Regions from separate parts of the Homo sapiens genome. Here region 2 is linked to region 1. Evidence: chromatin loops called from intact Hi-C (ENCODE). Cell type or tissue: PC-3. All regions are shown on one strand.

The links. Hi-C counts contacts between places; a loop is a spot of excess contacts. Peaks named below come from ENCODE experiments on the same cell type or tissue, not always from the same donor. Only the 100,000 strongest peaks of a DNase experiment are listed, where the experiment ranks them.
Region 2: a loop joins it to region 1, with 9 times the contacts of the local background. A loop is called at or near these places in 1 of 110 quality-filtered maps.

What each region holds. Positions count from the first base shown.
Region 1 is chr13:60,870,103-60,878,102 of GRCh38, forward strand. No RefSeq gene overlaps it. Among named protein-coding and RNA genes, the nearest start is that of LINC01442, 43 kb to the right of the region's middle. In PC-3, no CTCF peak of the experiment used is centred here; no DNase peak of the experiment used is centred here; H3K27ac peaks cover 1,505 bases.
Region 2 is chr13:60,954,595-60,962,594 of GRCh38, forward strand. No RefSeq gene overlaps it. Among named protein-coding and RNA genes, the nearest start is that of LINC01442, 42 kb to the left of the region's middle. In PC-3, a CTCF peak has its summit at 3,422; a DNase peak (open chromatin) is centred at 4,917; H3K27ac peaks cover 1,355 bases.

The DNA of each region.
Region 1 (8,000 bases):
TCACCAGTTAGGCATGGTCTGCCAGCACAGTAGCTATGATGCAGGTCCCCAGGGCACCTGAGGCGGTCCTACAGGCAGGCATGGCCAGGCTGAGGCCCTAGAAAAGGCCATCAGACCAAGGGGTGCTCAAGTCAGACCAGCCAGGTCTGATGGGCAAGACTGCGGAATTTATGTCTGACAGTTCCCATAGGGCTAAAGTCTCCTATGGGTGCAAGTCGAGCCCAGGGAGATGACTGTTCCTGGCTATGCTTCACTATAGATTCCCCCACACCAAACCCTCTGGGCTCCATATCAGCTGGCTTGCTGCCCCTATCACTTCTCTAAGCAGCTCTCCCTGCCAAGTCAAGTGTCCATGGTGATCGAGCGGTCTCCTCCTGCTGTAGTTCCAGAGGCCTGTGGCAAGAGCGGGTTTCTCCTTGCTAGTTCAACTCACCACTTACCCCAGAGTCTTTGGGGGCTAAGAACGAGTCCTGGTGCACAGCAGCCCTGTGCATGATTCCCAGCTTCTTCCCCTTCACCTCAGCTTCTGCGTGTTCACTCCGTGCACTCTCCATGCCTTCCCTCTGAAAATCTATTAGGAGTATGCCAGTCCTCTTGGTACCCTGGTGGCAGCTGTTCCACCTGGCTGCATTTAGTTGGCCATTTAGCCCTCTCTCATGTCTTCTAATTGCTCAGAGTTGTTATGCATCACTTGTTCTCTCCACGCTTAAAAATATCCGCTTGAAAAGATAAGCTCCACGAAGTGAGCAACTGAGCAAGCCTGCTGCCTCTCTACTCAAGGATGCACTTACACCAGTCTCAGAAAAGCTCCGCTAGTCTTAACTGTGGAATAAAGTGCTCAAAGGTATTGTTTTCCATCTGTATATCTAGACCTTAAGTCTTGAAAACATTGGATTCAGAAAACCAACACTGGCATTTCTGTATTGTGACCCTAGAAATGTGATTTCAATGGTAATCAACGAGGGGAAAATGAGGAAAGAGAGAACCTACTGGCTTCTTACACAAAATTATTTTGTTTAGACTTGAATAATTTGAATAATTATTTAACTCAGTGCTTCAATTTTCTCACCAGTGAAACAAGAATGGTGGTAGGCCAATGGTTCCTGAACTGTGGAGGCTGTCAGAACCACCTGGAGAGCTTGTTAAAACACAGATTGATAGGTCTCACTCCTTAGTTTCTGACTCAGAAGGTTTGAAGAGGCCCAAGAAGTTGAATTTCTACCAGGTTCCCAGGCCATGCTGATGCTGGTAATATGGAGAGCACTCTTTGAGACCACGGGGATAGAGCATGTTTATAGTTTCCTTCACGCTTGCACACTAGAAGCACAACAAGGAAAAATAAGCTCTGTAGTTTTCCTGCTAAAAAAAGAAATTTTGCAAAAGCCATTTATCCACCTGGAGGATATTTATGTGCAGGGCATTTCTGAGTAGCGTTTAAGGCTGTCATCTAATGGCAGTTATTGTGTCTGTTTATATATGTCACAGATGCATAAATTTGAGATGAATTTTAGAAGGTTTGTCTATGTGCAAGTCATTTAGAAGATATATTCACCTGAATGGAATTGTGGGGAAGTAATCAGTAGGATTTAATCCCCTATTAAAGTAGCAGATTTTTTTTTTGAAAGACAAAATAGTGTTATTGCTAATAATAGTTTATATATATCCGAAGTAAGTATTTAATCTGAATATCTAAAAAGTTTTATGAAAATGAACTCAGTATTTTACACAATATTTCTATGAGATTGGTTAGGTAGCAAATACTATGCACATTTTTTTTCATGGGAATACTTAGAATACTGAAAGACTTGTTTTAGATAACACTATAATCAAAGGTATAAGTGCAGTCTATCTTGCTGCCTGCCACCTCCTATAGGTCTTTCCAATTTATCAAAGAAATATGTGGCTTGGATGGCCCATGTTTGGGAAACTTTTATTTTTTCACTTTTATAATGCAATATTCATGAAGTCATTTCTATTATATATAAACTATAGATTATGCTTTTTATTTTTTAGCTTATCTGGGGCTTCTAGTATAACTTTGAGAACTTGGACTCAAGACAGATCTAGGTTCTAGTTCCAGTTTCTTCCTAATTATTAGCTATGGTGCTTTTCTGTGCATTGATTTATTACCTGGGAAATAGGACTTGTGATAATCTACCTCTGTGACAATTAAATGAGGTCATACTGATTATATCTGGCACATAAAATGATTATATCTGGCACATTAATGTTACATGTTAGCTATGATAATGTTTTCTCTCCTGTTGAGGAACTTTACATACTCTTTCTCTTTTACAAGACATGTAAAGTCATCATTTTAATGCTTATTTAAGAAAAAAATACAAAATTATCAAGCATAATTTCTTCCTTAACTCTGTATCAAAATTTGGAGTATAGGTCAGCTTCGATCTCCAGTTAGAAATAATTAGATATATTCCATCATGGCATCAGACATTCCATCTTTTCTCCTTGCCTTCCTTTATCCACTCAGTTAATAAAAATCTCTATTATCTTCCATTTGCTATGTCCTGATGACACAGACCTCAAGGAACTCACTTTCTAGTAGGGAGAGGTAAGTAGAAAAACAAGTAATTTGCATTAATCCGTTTTCACACTGCTATAAAAATGCTATCTGAGACTGGGTAATTTCATAAAACAAAAGAGGTTTAATTGACTCATAGTTCTGCGTGGCTGGGGAGGCCTCAGGAAAACATTATCATGGTGGAAGGCAAGGGGATGCAGGCACCTCTTACATGATGGCAGGTGAGAGAGAAGTGCAGGGGAAACCACCACTTAACACCATCAGATCCCCTGAGAACTCACTCACTATCATGAGAATAGCATGGGGGAAACTGCCTTCATGGTCCAATCACTTCCTACCAGGCCCCTCCCTCAACACATGGGGATTACAGTTCAAGATGAGATTTCGGTGGGGACACAGAGCCAAACTGTTTCATAATGAAAACATTGTTTCTTAAGTACTATGACAGAACAAAATTCTGGGACTCCAGAGGAGGGAATAACACATTCTGGCTGAGGATCAGGAAATGCTTCAGGGGAAAGATGGCATTCTCACAAAGTTTTAGAAGGTGTTTACAAGGTGAACAAAGTAAAGCTAGGGAAAGAACGATTTATGAAATAATAAATGTTTTACAAGCTATTGAAAATATGGGAGAGTTCATAGTGTTAAAAAACTGTGAGTCAGTGTGTGGATAGGGAAAGAGGTTGGAGGGGAAGGAGGACAGAGGTGAGATGATTCTAGACACTCAGAGACCAAAATGTGAAGGTGCACATGTGCCTGTCATGCAGAAAAATTCAGACTTTGTCTTGAGGGTGCTGGGGAAGGTATTGAAGAGTTTTAAAAAAGGTACTGATATGATTTGATGCGTGTTTTACAAAGATGTGTAGAAAAATCTCATCCAGTCCATATGACTCAAAATTGTAATTAACTGACTATATGAACCTTTAAAGCTTCAGATTTTTTTTCCTAGGAATTAAATTCCTCTTTTTTGCTCTGAATGATAAAGATAATTTTGTTAGAACACCGAGAATTAAGGCTCTTTCTTGTAAGATGCTAAAATCAAGTTATTATCCATTTAAGTAGACATTACAGATTGCCTTTAGAAGTGTAAAATGTGCTGGAGATCTGCTGAAAAAAACAACAGGTGTAAAATGTTGACTGTTTTGTCAAATGCTGTGAATTTTGTTTTTGTAAATGAAGTTTTTTTTCTTTTACAAAAATAAAAAGTGTATTTTCTGTCTGTGCTTATTGCACACTTGAAATCATAATGGTCGTTTATGACATCAGATTTTGTCCCTGTGGAAAGGATTATGATGTTGTAAAGATAACATTATGATTTTGAGTAAAGAAGAATAAGGAACAGATGATCTCTTAAAAATGCAAATTCTATTTTTATGCAAATATCTTTCTTTGTAAAATACTCAAAAAAAATGCATACATTAGTTCATTAAAAGTGCCATAGAAGCAGAAATCTCTTTACTGAATGAATTTTCAAGTTTCCACTAGCCATCTGAAACCTTTTGTAAATGTGAACTCCAATTCAAAAAACTTAAAAAGATACCTTAAAAGATTTGAAATAGCGATTTTTTGTTTTATGAAAATGACTTTTATCAGTTTATCATTAAAAATTCAAGTTACATTTATACCTCTATTGAAAAATGGCTGCTGACAAAGCCATAAAAAACAAATTTAAAAAGCAATCTTTGATGGATGGGAAATATAAATTAAATATAAAAAGTTTTTGCTTACCTGTCTTCTGAAACCACTGGGAGTCTAAAAACTTAACAGCGTATTTAGAAAGCATTGTTGAGAAGGCCCCACCTCCCTTTTTTTTTTTTTTTTTTGTTTTGTTTTTTTTTGTTTTGAGGTATGTTCAGTTGATTTTCTTTCAATCTCTTCCTACACAAAAACCACAGGGTCTCTTTGGTATATTTTAACTTGAGAATAGAATGCTATATTTTTTGATGTATGTAATAGAGATAATCTGCCACATTTTGCTTTCTTTCCACAAAATTACTTTCAATGCTTTCTGCAAAGTTGAGGAAAATTGGAGCCCTGAATATTTTAGAATGACAGTAGTGGCAAAAAAATGAGAGAAGATGCAATCAGATTTTTTTTATCATATATTTAAGAGCCTCCAATTTTATAGTCAGAGGCAAAACTTGGCTCTGAATTTAAGTTGCTTTCTTTATATCAAGGCTATTGATAGTGAAAAATAGTGCTCATCTAATAATGATTAGGTCTATTAGTAAAGCCTGCTTATTTTGTTTTTATGTAATAGAATCATTTAGTTATCAGCTATTTTAATCTGAGTAAGCCAGTATATTCTTAGAGCTAAGTTGTAATTTATAAGATGCTAAGCAGTGTCTGGCACTTAAAAATTATTCTTCTAGGTCTATACAACTGCAGACTGCCATCAAACCAGAACAACTCCAAAACAGTGCTGAGGGTAGATGGTGGAGTTACAAGGCAAACATTTAAGGCCTGTTTTGTTATTTATTAGAAAATGAGTATGTGCTTGTCTCTAACTTTTCTGCTATCTACTTTATTCATCTTTAAAACTGAAATTGTAATAGCTAAGTTCATAGACTGATTTCTGAGAATAAAAATGGGCCATTTATGTGAAACTGGTCTGTAAACAAAAACCTATGTAAACATAAGGTATTATAATCACTTTATACTGCTATACTCACTTTAAGCAGTTATCACGGAGGATATACATTTTGTATAGTCTGGCTATTCAGACCTACTGGTTCAGAAACTTTGGAATTATTTTTGACAGAATTAATTAGTCTTGGCTTATAAACCATGCAGACTAAGAAATCAGGTAATCAAGGATCTGAGGTAAATATATATTTGTTTTGTATTGCTTTCAACAAAGTCTGTATTAGTTATTTATTGATACAGTACAGATTAACTCCAAACTCAGCAACTTAAAATAACAAACATTTAGTGTCTTTCACTTTATGTGGATCAGGAACACGGGAGAAGTTTAGCTGAGTACTTCTGGCACAAGGTCTTTCATGAGGCTGCATTCAAGTTGTTGGTTGGGACAGTGGTCTCATCTCAAACTGAAGGGGGGCAATCTACTTCCATGCTTACTTACCTAGTTATTGGCAGGCTTTGGTTCCTCAGCATGTGGGCCTCTCCACGGGCAATTTTCTTTCCAGAGGGCAAATGACGAGAGAGAGCGAGCGAGAGAGAGTGAGCAAACCAACTTAAGATGGAAACCACAATTATTTTATAGCCTAATCTTGACAATGACAGTCCATTATGTCTACCATATTTATTAGAAGAAAGTCACTAAGTCCATCTCATACTCAACGTGATTACACAAGGGTATGAGAACTAAAAAGCAAGTCTCATCAGAGATCTTTTTGGCAGCTGCCTACCACAGACTGTCCTGTGGCTCCCAGGACATGAACTACATTCACTACACACCATAGGTCATATTTCATTCTGTTATACCATTGCCTTAAAGCCCAGGATCTTGCCATCTAAACCTGGACCAGGAGTAGATGAGGCTCATTGATGTGATTCCTTGGGTACAGCTCCCCACATACAGTTTCTCCTGATCTACAGATATGTGAAACAAAACTGAGAGGTTGTCTTCCACCCTCACCCCTAACATATTAATATGATGGGGGGAAGGCATAGTATAGCTACTATAAACATTCATGTTCAAAAGAGATAAAATGGGAGCCTCTAAGGAGTCCATAAAAATTCTGAAATCCAGCCAGGCAAATTGGAAAGTACTCTATTAGCTCTCAAAGTCTGGGAAGAATTCACTGTGGCTCCCTGCTCCTCTCTTCGGGCTCTTATTTCCACCCCCATAATTTTATTTTTACAAACAGGCAGCACATGCCTGTAGCTGAGCAGTTCTCTCAGTCTTCTTCTTGCTGGTAAAACTCTGGGGGTTCAATGGCCTCTCCTAACTCCATACTATTATTTTTCTCCTCAGGCCCAGCTGGCAATGATGCTGGAAATGTAACCCTTCTGAGAATTTTGCTGGACTTTTCCATATATTCGTTAGACAAACTTACACCACAAGTCTCTTTAAGAGTACCCCTTCTCTACCTTGGGCTCCTGCTAGACAGCTGAGGGACAGTGCCCTTAAGCTTCACAGAAATCCTTTTGTTTGATTTATAGAAGCTGCATGGCAGACAATCTATTTTTATTTTATTTATACAAAGTTCCAAAGAATCAAAACTCAGCTATAGTATTTAGAGATTCCCACTTAAATATCATAACTGCACGGAAAACAAAGGAGTAATTTACAAGAATATTAGAATCCTAAGTGCTCCTGGGAAGAGGGAGAGGGATGTGGAGAGAACTGTAAGAAGGGCTTCAAACTTGTTTTTAATCTTTCATATGTTATACTGGATGATGGATACACTGATGTTTACTTCATAGTTTTTATTAAAATTTAAAGAAATATATATGTACGTACATTATGTATTCCTTTGTCCACATGATTTATACAAAAGAGCAAAACTGGCCAGGTGTGGTGGCTCACGCCTGCAATTCCAGCACTTTGAGAGGCTGAGGCAAGAGGATCAGCTGAGGTCAAGAGTGAGACCAGCCTGACCAACATGGTGAAATCCTGTCTCTACTAAAAATACAAAAATTAGACAGGTGTGGTGGTGCATGCCTGTAGTCCCAGCTACTTGGGAAGCTGAGGCAGGAGAATTGCTTGAACCCGGGAGGCGGAGGTTGCAGTGAGTCGAGATCATGCTACTGCACCACTGTACTCCAGCCCGGGAGACAGAGTGAGACTCCATCCCCCCACAAAAAATAAAAAGTATAGTCACTAAAATGCAGTTGAGGAGTGGTTTTTGAAACCCAGAGAAGGCATAGAAATATTGTGTTTTGAAACAAGGTAGAAAGAGTGAAGTTGTAATGCAATTAAAAGCGTGAGCTGTATACAGGCATTAGGTGATTAAACTGAGTTAAGTTAATAGGTTTTGCCTTTTTGCATGTTTTGTTAGCTATTTGATAATATTTTTCTAAAGAGAAAAATGTTCCAAGAGAACAATATTAAATGTGATCATTCATCACATCCAAAGCAACATTTTTCTTGTTCTGCTCATTTTTGTTTCATTCTGTTTTGTGAAACCAAAGAGGAGGAAAGGAAAAAGAGGAGGAAAGGAATTTGGTGGTAATAATCAAACTTACATTATTGGAGAGTTTTGAGAAAACAGCCTTCTCAAGAGCAGTTATTCTGAATTGTTGGTGAAGTTCTACCAACATAATAAGGGAAAGAAGGAGAGAGGTTTGCTGTTTTCTATGTTCAAATAGAGAACTTGGTTAGATGTGATATTATAAAGATAGAAAGTGACATATAGTCAAAGTTCTCTTCCTAAACCAGTTCTGGTGTTGTCACTCTTTTGATTAAATATCTTCAGACCTTCAGGATAAAAGGCATGCATACAAAGCCCTTCATGACATGACACGTGCTTTTCTCTTCACCCCTACCTCC
Region 2 (8,000 bases), 84 kb after region 1:
AAAATGATTAGAGATAAAATGATATCTAGGGAGACAGACAAAGGAGATCTAACCTACACTTATTGGAAATTCCTATATAATAGATGAGAATAAATACTTGAAATATGATTGAAGAAAATATTAACTTTGAAATGGCATGTCAGGTCTTAGGAAAAATTAACATGTTATGATCAACACGGAGACATATCCTAATACAACTGCTGAACTTTGAAGATAAAGAAAGAATCCTTTGGACAATCAGGCAAAAGCAATAATTCATCTCTAGAGAGTAAAAACAAAACAGGCTGACATCAGACTTCTCAACAGTAGTATTTAATTCTAGAGGACAGTGGAGAAATGTCTCTAAAATTTTCAAGAAAAGAAAGTATGACCCAAGTATCTTATATCATCCAAATTTTCATTCAAATATAAAAGCAGTAAATAATTTTTAATGTTCATTAACTCTGAAAATACTAGGAAAATATTTGCAATTCATATCACAAAGTGCCAACTTTTATGTATCTGTAAAGAACAGATACATAAGATTTTTTAATATAAAGAATCTTATATAAAAAACTCTAGATAGACCAGTAATCCAAAAGATAAATGAGCAAAGATTATGACCAGTTTACATGAAAGGAAATATAAATGGCTCTAAAATATACATGGAAAGGTATAAATCTCATTCATAATGAGAAATACAAATGAAAGTTATACTGAAATATCTTGATTGACCCATTAAATTGGAAAAGATCACAAAGCTTGGTAACACTGAGCATTAGTGAGTGTGTGTGAAAGAGGCATTTAAAAAAATCTATGTAGGGTAATTTAGCAACATTTATCAAAGTTACAAACACACATACTCTTAAAATTAGTAACTCTACTTCTGGGAATTTATCTTAGAGATTACTTACCTATGTACAAAATGACATGTATAATACAAGTCATTGCAGCATTGTTTGAAATAGCAAAAGACTGAAAACAAACTAAATGTCTATCAACATAGAGCTGGTCAAATAAATTATGATACATCCATTCAATAGAATACTATCTACTGAAAAGAGAAAGTAAATTTATTGCTGTTAGGGGATAAGTTCCATGGTATTTTTTTCCTTGGAAAATAAGCTCCCAGGTAAATAGAATATCATTTGTGTAAAAGGAAGGAATATATTTGCTCATATATGCATTGAGCATTATATATGATATTGTTATTAGTTGCCTCTGAAGAGGAGAACTAGGTGGCAAGATAGGAGTTAAGGAAAATTTATTACTCTATTCTCTGCACTTTTGGAATTTTGAGGCATGTGAATGCACGACGTTTTAATCAGTCAATAAGCAAGCAAAAAAAGTGTCATAGTTAAAGAGGAGAACTTTTTTATAATACTAGAATTTCTAATTTTTCCTAAGTCTAAAAACAGTGGTTAAGAACACTTGATTATCTAAGGCAAAGTCAATGCAGGTTCATCCTTGTTTAGACCTCAGTATCTCATATGTATATTCACAGTCATTATGACTTAAGTCAACACTTAAGACGTTTTCTTTTACACATTTTTCTTCACTGAAATGTTCTGAGTTCCTTCATGCTATTCTACTTCTAATTGCTGTGTGCAAGGTTGTTGTCCTGGACTATACTTCCTAAACTGTCTACTGCTATGATAAATTACTCAAGTTGTGATTAACAAGGTCCTTTAATCATTCCTTTAGCAGTTTTCCCACTGTGATTACTGGTGCATCCCTGTTTTCGACCATACACTCATGGTACAGGCAGGTCCTGTCTAAAGAAATGCATTATTAGGGCTATTGGATGGGTCATATTTTAGGGTCTCAGTCATCATTACCAATTTTTAAGAGAATTATTAATACAACTTGCCAACAGAATAAGAATAGATGAATCTATAACCATCCAAGCTGATATGCCCATTAAAGAGAATTTTGAATGATTCTTGTTTGAACGTTATAGATTCTGATCTGAAACTATTTTGACTAAATGTAATAAAATTTCAGAAAAGTCAGTGTTTGCAATCAGAGGACAGTTCGTAATCAAGAAACTTTATTTAATAAATGGAATCCTTTGGTGACTGTGAATTTTGTAACCATTTTGCCTAGCTCAGGGCCTGGTGCTTACTAATTATTCACCAAAGAGAAAAATAAAAGAATTAGCCCTACATTTGAGCAGATTTTAGCTTTGTCATTGTAAAGAAAAATGATTACTGTGTTAAAGATATTATGCTGAGTTTTAAAGAGTGCACTAAGGAAAATAAATTAGGAAGCACATAATAAATTATCAGTTTTAGCAATAGAAAGGGTTAAAACTTTCGTTTGAAATAAAGTTTTGTAATAACTGCACAAGTAGCTACTTTTCAGTTTTGCACATTAAAATTGTTTTATTTTTATTTTTTGGTAATTTTGGGAGGAAACAGGTTTAACAATATGTAACAAGTTTTTTGTCTTTGGAAATTGTAATCTTTGCTTAAAAGTAACATAACAAAAAGATTTGTTGCAGGTTGGGCAAAACACCACACAGTTACTGAAGTTTTAATATTTAAAATGCATTAATATATTTATTTTCAATGCTTATCAATAAAATTGAGGAAATCAGTTATTACTTTCAATTATATAATTTATTGATATTTTGGTGAATTCACTAGTATTTAATAAAACCAGAATATTATATTTGCCTTGTAAATAAATACAATGTTAATAAAGAAGATATATAGAATATGCTATTTTATTATATGTCTGCCATGGTCTGAATGTGTCCTTCCAAAATTCGTATGTTGAAACCTAATCGCCGACGTGATGGTGTTAGCGGTGGAATATTGGGAGGCAATTAGATCATGAGAGTGGAACCCTCATTAATGGGATCCATGCTCTGTAAAAGAGGCCCCAGAGAGCTGCCTTTTTCTTTTCACCTTGTCAAGACACAGCTAGAATTAGAACCTCACAAGGTACTGAACCTGCCAGTGCCTGAATTTTGGACTTCCCAACTTCCAGAATAGTGAGAAATAAATTTCTGTTGCTTAGAAGCTACCCGGTCTAAGGTATTTGGTTATAGCAGCCCAAATGAACTAAAACAATGACATTAAAAAATTTTTTGGTGGTTTTTATGACCAAATTGTTAAGTTTGGATTTCTGACTTATTTACATAGTACAACTTTGTGATAAAGTGGATGGATGGTTTACAGAGAACAAAATTCCCTTCACCTTAACTCCATCTCACTTCTGTATAAATAGAATAACAGCATTAAAACTAAAAAAGTAACAATGTTTTAGGCATTTTTTCGATAAATAAACATTTTTTGAAAGCCTCCCAAGAGTTAGCCAACTTTGTCATATTTTAATTCTGTGCCAATTTTCTTTGTCTCATGTGTACTATAGGATATTACTATAGGAAATTAAATTTTAGTATTGTAATCCTTCAACCCCACCTCAAGGGTGCAGTGCAATCTGTGACTTACTAGAAGGTAGACTGTAATTGTTTGAGACCCTATCTTTTTGTATTCTGATATATTACCTTCTCATTTTGGACAGGTAATTAAAGTTTGAAGATAAACCATTTTTTTTTCTTTGCTTAACCATCCTCAGCATTTATGGCTTCCCTGATGTTATGGTTAATATTAAGTGTCAACCTGATTGGATTGAAGGATGCAAAGCATTGTTCCTGGGTGTGTCTGTGAGGATGTTGCAAAAGGAGATTAACATTTGAGTCAGTAGACTAAGAGAGGCAGACCCACCCTTAATCTGGGTGGGCACCATCCACTCTGCTGCTAGGGCTAGGGCTAGGGCTAGAAAAAGCAGACAGAAGAAGGTGGCATCAGCAGACTTGCTGAGTCTTCCAGCCTTCAACTTTGTCCTGTGATGGATGCTTCCTGCTGTTGAACATCAGACTGTAAGTTCTTCGTCTTCGGACTCTTGGACTTACACCAGTGGTTTGCCAGGGACTCTCAGGCCTTTGGCCACAGACTGAAAGCTGCACTCTCGACTTCTCTACTTTTGAGGTTTTGGGACTTGGACCAATTCACTACTGGCTTCCTTGCTCCTCAACTTGCAGACAGCCCATCATGGGACTTTACCTTGTGATTATGTGAGGCAATTCTCCTTAATAAACTCCTCTTCACATATACATATATCCTATTAGTTCTGTCCTTCTAGAGAACCCTGACGAGTACACCTGATTTTTACCATGTTCAGAGCATATAGCAAGAGCCAAGCATATGCATTCATTGATGGGCCACTCCACCAAGTTCTCTGGAAAATTCCATGCACATAGCAATACTGGAGAACAAGGGAGCAAGAATTAATACAAGTGAACAAACATGTATAAAACAATTGCAACTGTACAGAGATTATGTTCCTGAATCCAAATGGTTTTTGAGTGTTTAGAATAGATGAACTTGAAGCTTGTTAGAATATATTAAGAAAAGTTTCATAAAAGGGTAAATAAAAACTTAAATCAAGTTATGAATAAAAGAAACCAAGAATAGTAATGGATGAACTCAGCACATAGATTAATACTCATTGTTAAATCAATTAATGACATAGGTTTACTTGATACTAGTAAAGACTACAAAACTATATAAACACACTTAAGTAAGAGTAGTGCAACTTGGGGAGAGTAAAACATAGGTAAATGATGATTGAAAGTAAAATGAATTACTATGACAGGGAATGATCATATCAGAGCACTTAGAGAAAATGACTTTTGTCATTGTTGTATTTATGTATAGATGGCAGTTCTTTTGGATACGTCAGGGACTGTGGAGTTGGACAGACCTTGGTCCAAATCCCAGCTAAGCCACTTAATAGCTAAAGAATTTGGGAAGGGGGCCCATGAGAAGGGGTGACAAATTCTATGTGTTTTAGTATCTTAATTAAATAGAAGATAATGTGTACTTTTTAGGGTGAGGTTGGAATTTGAAACAGTTTGATGCTATCCAAATCATAGCTATTTTATGATTAAAAAGCAGGTCAGCTTATGATTCACTTTTATAGCTTCCAAAATGATAGAAAACAAAGACTTGAAAAGGTAATGAAGAGTGAAAGTGGCTAAAAAATATGTATGACACATGTTTCATCCTGTGTAAATGGAGTAATCCTGTAACAGTAAGCATATTGGGCAAGTGAAAACAAAGGTTTCGATGATAAAACAATGGTTTAAGTTTCATAGACTATGGTTTGTAGATACCAGGACATATGATATGGGAGATATATAGTTTCAGAAATCATTTAATTAATATATGAAATGAAACGTAGTTGGTCCTAGAGGCTCCAAGGGCAAGAATATGTATGGTGAAATCATTGAGGGATAGGGAATGAATTGGTCCTCCATTATGTTAGGCCATCTTAAAATCTCTTTCAAGCGTTTCAAGAGTCTCTATACAAGTTACTGTGTTAATTTATCCATTTTGCATTTATTTAATATTTAAGATACGTTAAGTCTCTGAGTTTTAAATGATTTGTATAATTTTTAACCTTTTTCACAAGGGTTCCTTGATGTATCTGAAGCTATTGCAATCAACTAGAGACTTTTTCCTATATAAAGCAAATTAAAAATTTGAAACATCAGTTAGCAAGAGGTTCATGATTTCTAAAATCACCCGTAGTAAAATTCACAATTTCAGATCTAGAAGAGACTATCAACATGTCAAAGTCAAGTCTTCATGGAAAACATCAAGACATCAAGGCTTAAAATGCTCATCATAAATATTCTATGAAAAGCATATAGTAATGAGAGTTTTTAGAGTTGACACATAATAATTGTACATGTTTATGTGGTACAGTGTGATATTTCCGTATATGTATACATTGTGTAAAGATCAAATCAGGATATTTAGCATATCCATCACCTCATGCATTTAATGTCTCTTTGTAGTGATAACATTCAAAACTTCTGATATGGTTTGGCTATGTCCCTGCCCAAATCTCATCTTGAATTGTTGTTCCCATAATCCCCATGTATCATGGGAGGGACCTGGTGGGAGGTAATCGAATCATGGGGGTGGTTTTCCCCATGTTGTTCTCATGACGGTAAGTTCTCATGAAATCTGATGGTTTTATAAGGGGCTCCCCACTTTGTTCAGTTCTCATTCTCTCTCCTGCCACCATGTGAAGAAGGATGTGTTTGCTTCCCCTTCCACCATGACTGTAAGTTTCTTGAGGCCTCCCCAGCCCTGCTAAACTGTGAGTCAATTAAAGCTCTTTCCTTAATAAATTACCCAGTCTTGGGTATGTCTTTATTAGCAGTGTGAGAACGAACTAATACAATCTATTTTCTAGCTATTTTAAAATATATAATATAGTATTGTTAATCATAGTGACCCAGCTGTGCAATAGAAAATCAGCATTTTTTCTTCCTAACTGTAACTTTGTACTCATTGACTAATCTCTGCCTATTACCTTTCCTTCCTTTCCTCCCCTGCCTCTGGTAACTACTGTTCTGCTATCTACTATGAAGTCAATTCTTTTAGATTCCACATTTGAGTGAGATCATTATCTTTCTGTGCCTGGCTCATTTCACTTAACATAATGTCCTCCAGGCTCATCCATGTTGTTATAAGTGACAGGATTGCATTCTTTTTTAAAGACTGAATAGTACTCCATTGTGAATACAGGCTACATTTTCTGTATTTGTTCATCTGTTGATGGACACTTAGGTAGATTCATATCTTGGTTATTGTGAATAGAGCTGCAATAAATGTGGGAGTACAGATATCTCTTTGACATACTGATTTTATATCCTTTGCATATATACCCAGTAGTGGGATTACTGGATCATATCATAGTTTTATTTTTTAAATTTTTTGAGGAATCTCCTACTGTTTTCCATGACAGCTGTACCAACGTGTCCTCCCACCAATGAAATACAAAGTTCCCTTTTCCTCCACACTCTCACAAGTACTTGCTATCTCTGTCTTTTTGATAATCAGCATCCTAACAAATGTGAGGTGATATCTCATTGTGGTTTCAATTTGCATTTCCCTGATGGTTAGTGATGTTGAGCATTTTTTCATATACCTGTTGGACATTTCTATGTCTCCTTTTGAGAAATGTCTATAAGGTCTTTTGCCCATTTTAAATCAGTTGATGATGATGATGATTTGCTATTAAGTTGTTTGAGTTCTTTATGTGTTCTGAATAATAAACCTGTATCAGATGCATAGTTTACAAATACTTTCTTCCATTCTGTAGGTTGTTTCTTCACTCTATTGATGGTTTCCTTTGTTGTGCTGAGCTTTGTAGTTTGAGGTAGCCCCATTTATCTGTTTTTGCTTTTTTTGCCTGTACTTTTGAGGTCATATCAAAAAAAATCCTTGCCCATACCAATGCCAGGAAACATTTCCCTTATGTTTTCTTCTAGTAGTTTTATCCTTGCAAGTGTTACTTGTAAGTCTTTAATCCATTTTTGGTTGATTTTTGTATAGTAAGAGATAAGGGTATAGCTTGAATTTTCTGCCTGTGTGTATCCAGTTATCTCAGTACCATGTATTACAGAGGCTGTCCTTTCCTTAATTTGTGTTCTTATCACCTTTGTCAAAAATCAGTTGAATGTAAGTGCATGGACTTATTTCTGGGTTCTCTATTCTGTTCCATTGGTCTATGTGTCTATTTTTATGACAGTATTGTGCTATTTTGGTTACTGTATCTTTGTAGTTTATTTTGAAGTCAGGTAATATGTTGGCTCTTTGGGATCTTTTTTGTTTCTTACGCATTTAGAATTATTTTTTCTATTTCTGTGAAGAAAGTCACTGGTATTTTAATAGGGGTTACAATTAACCTGTAGATTGCTTTTGGTAGTAGAAACATTTTAAGAATGTTAATTCCTCCAACTCATGAACACTGGATATCTTTCCATTTTTGTGTGTGTCTTCAATTCCTTTCACTAACATTTTATAGTTTTCATTGTAGATATCTTTTATTTCCTTGCTTAAATTTATTCCTAGGACTCTTCATTTTTGTAGCTATTGTAAATGGGGTTCATTTCTTGATTTCTTTTTTAGATTGTTCACTATTGGTGTAAAGAA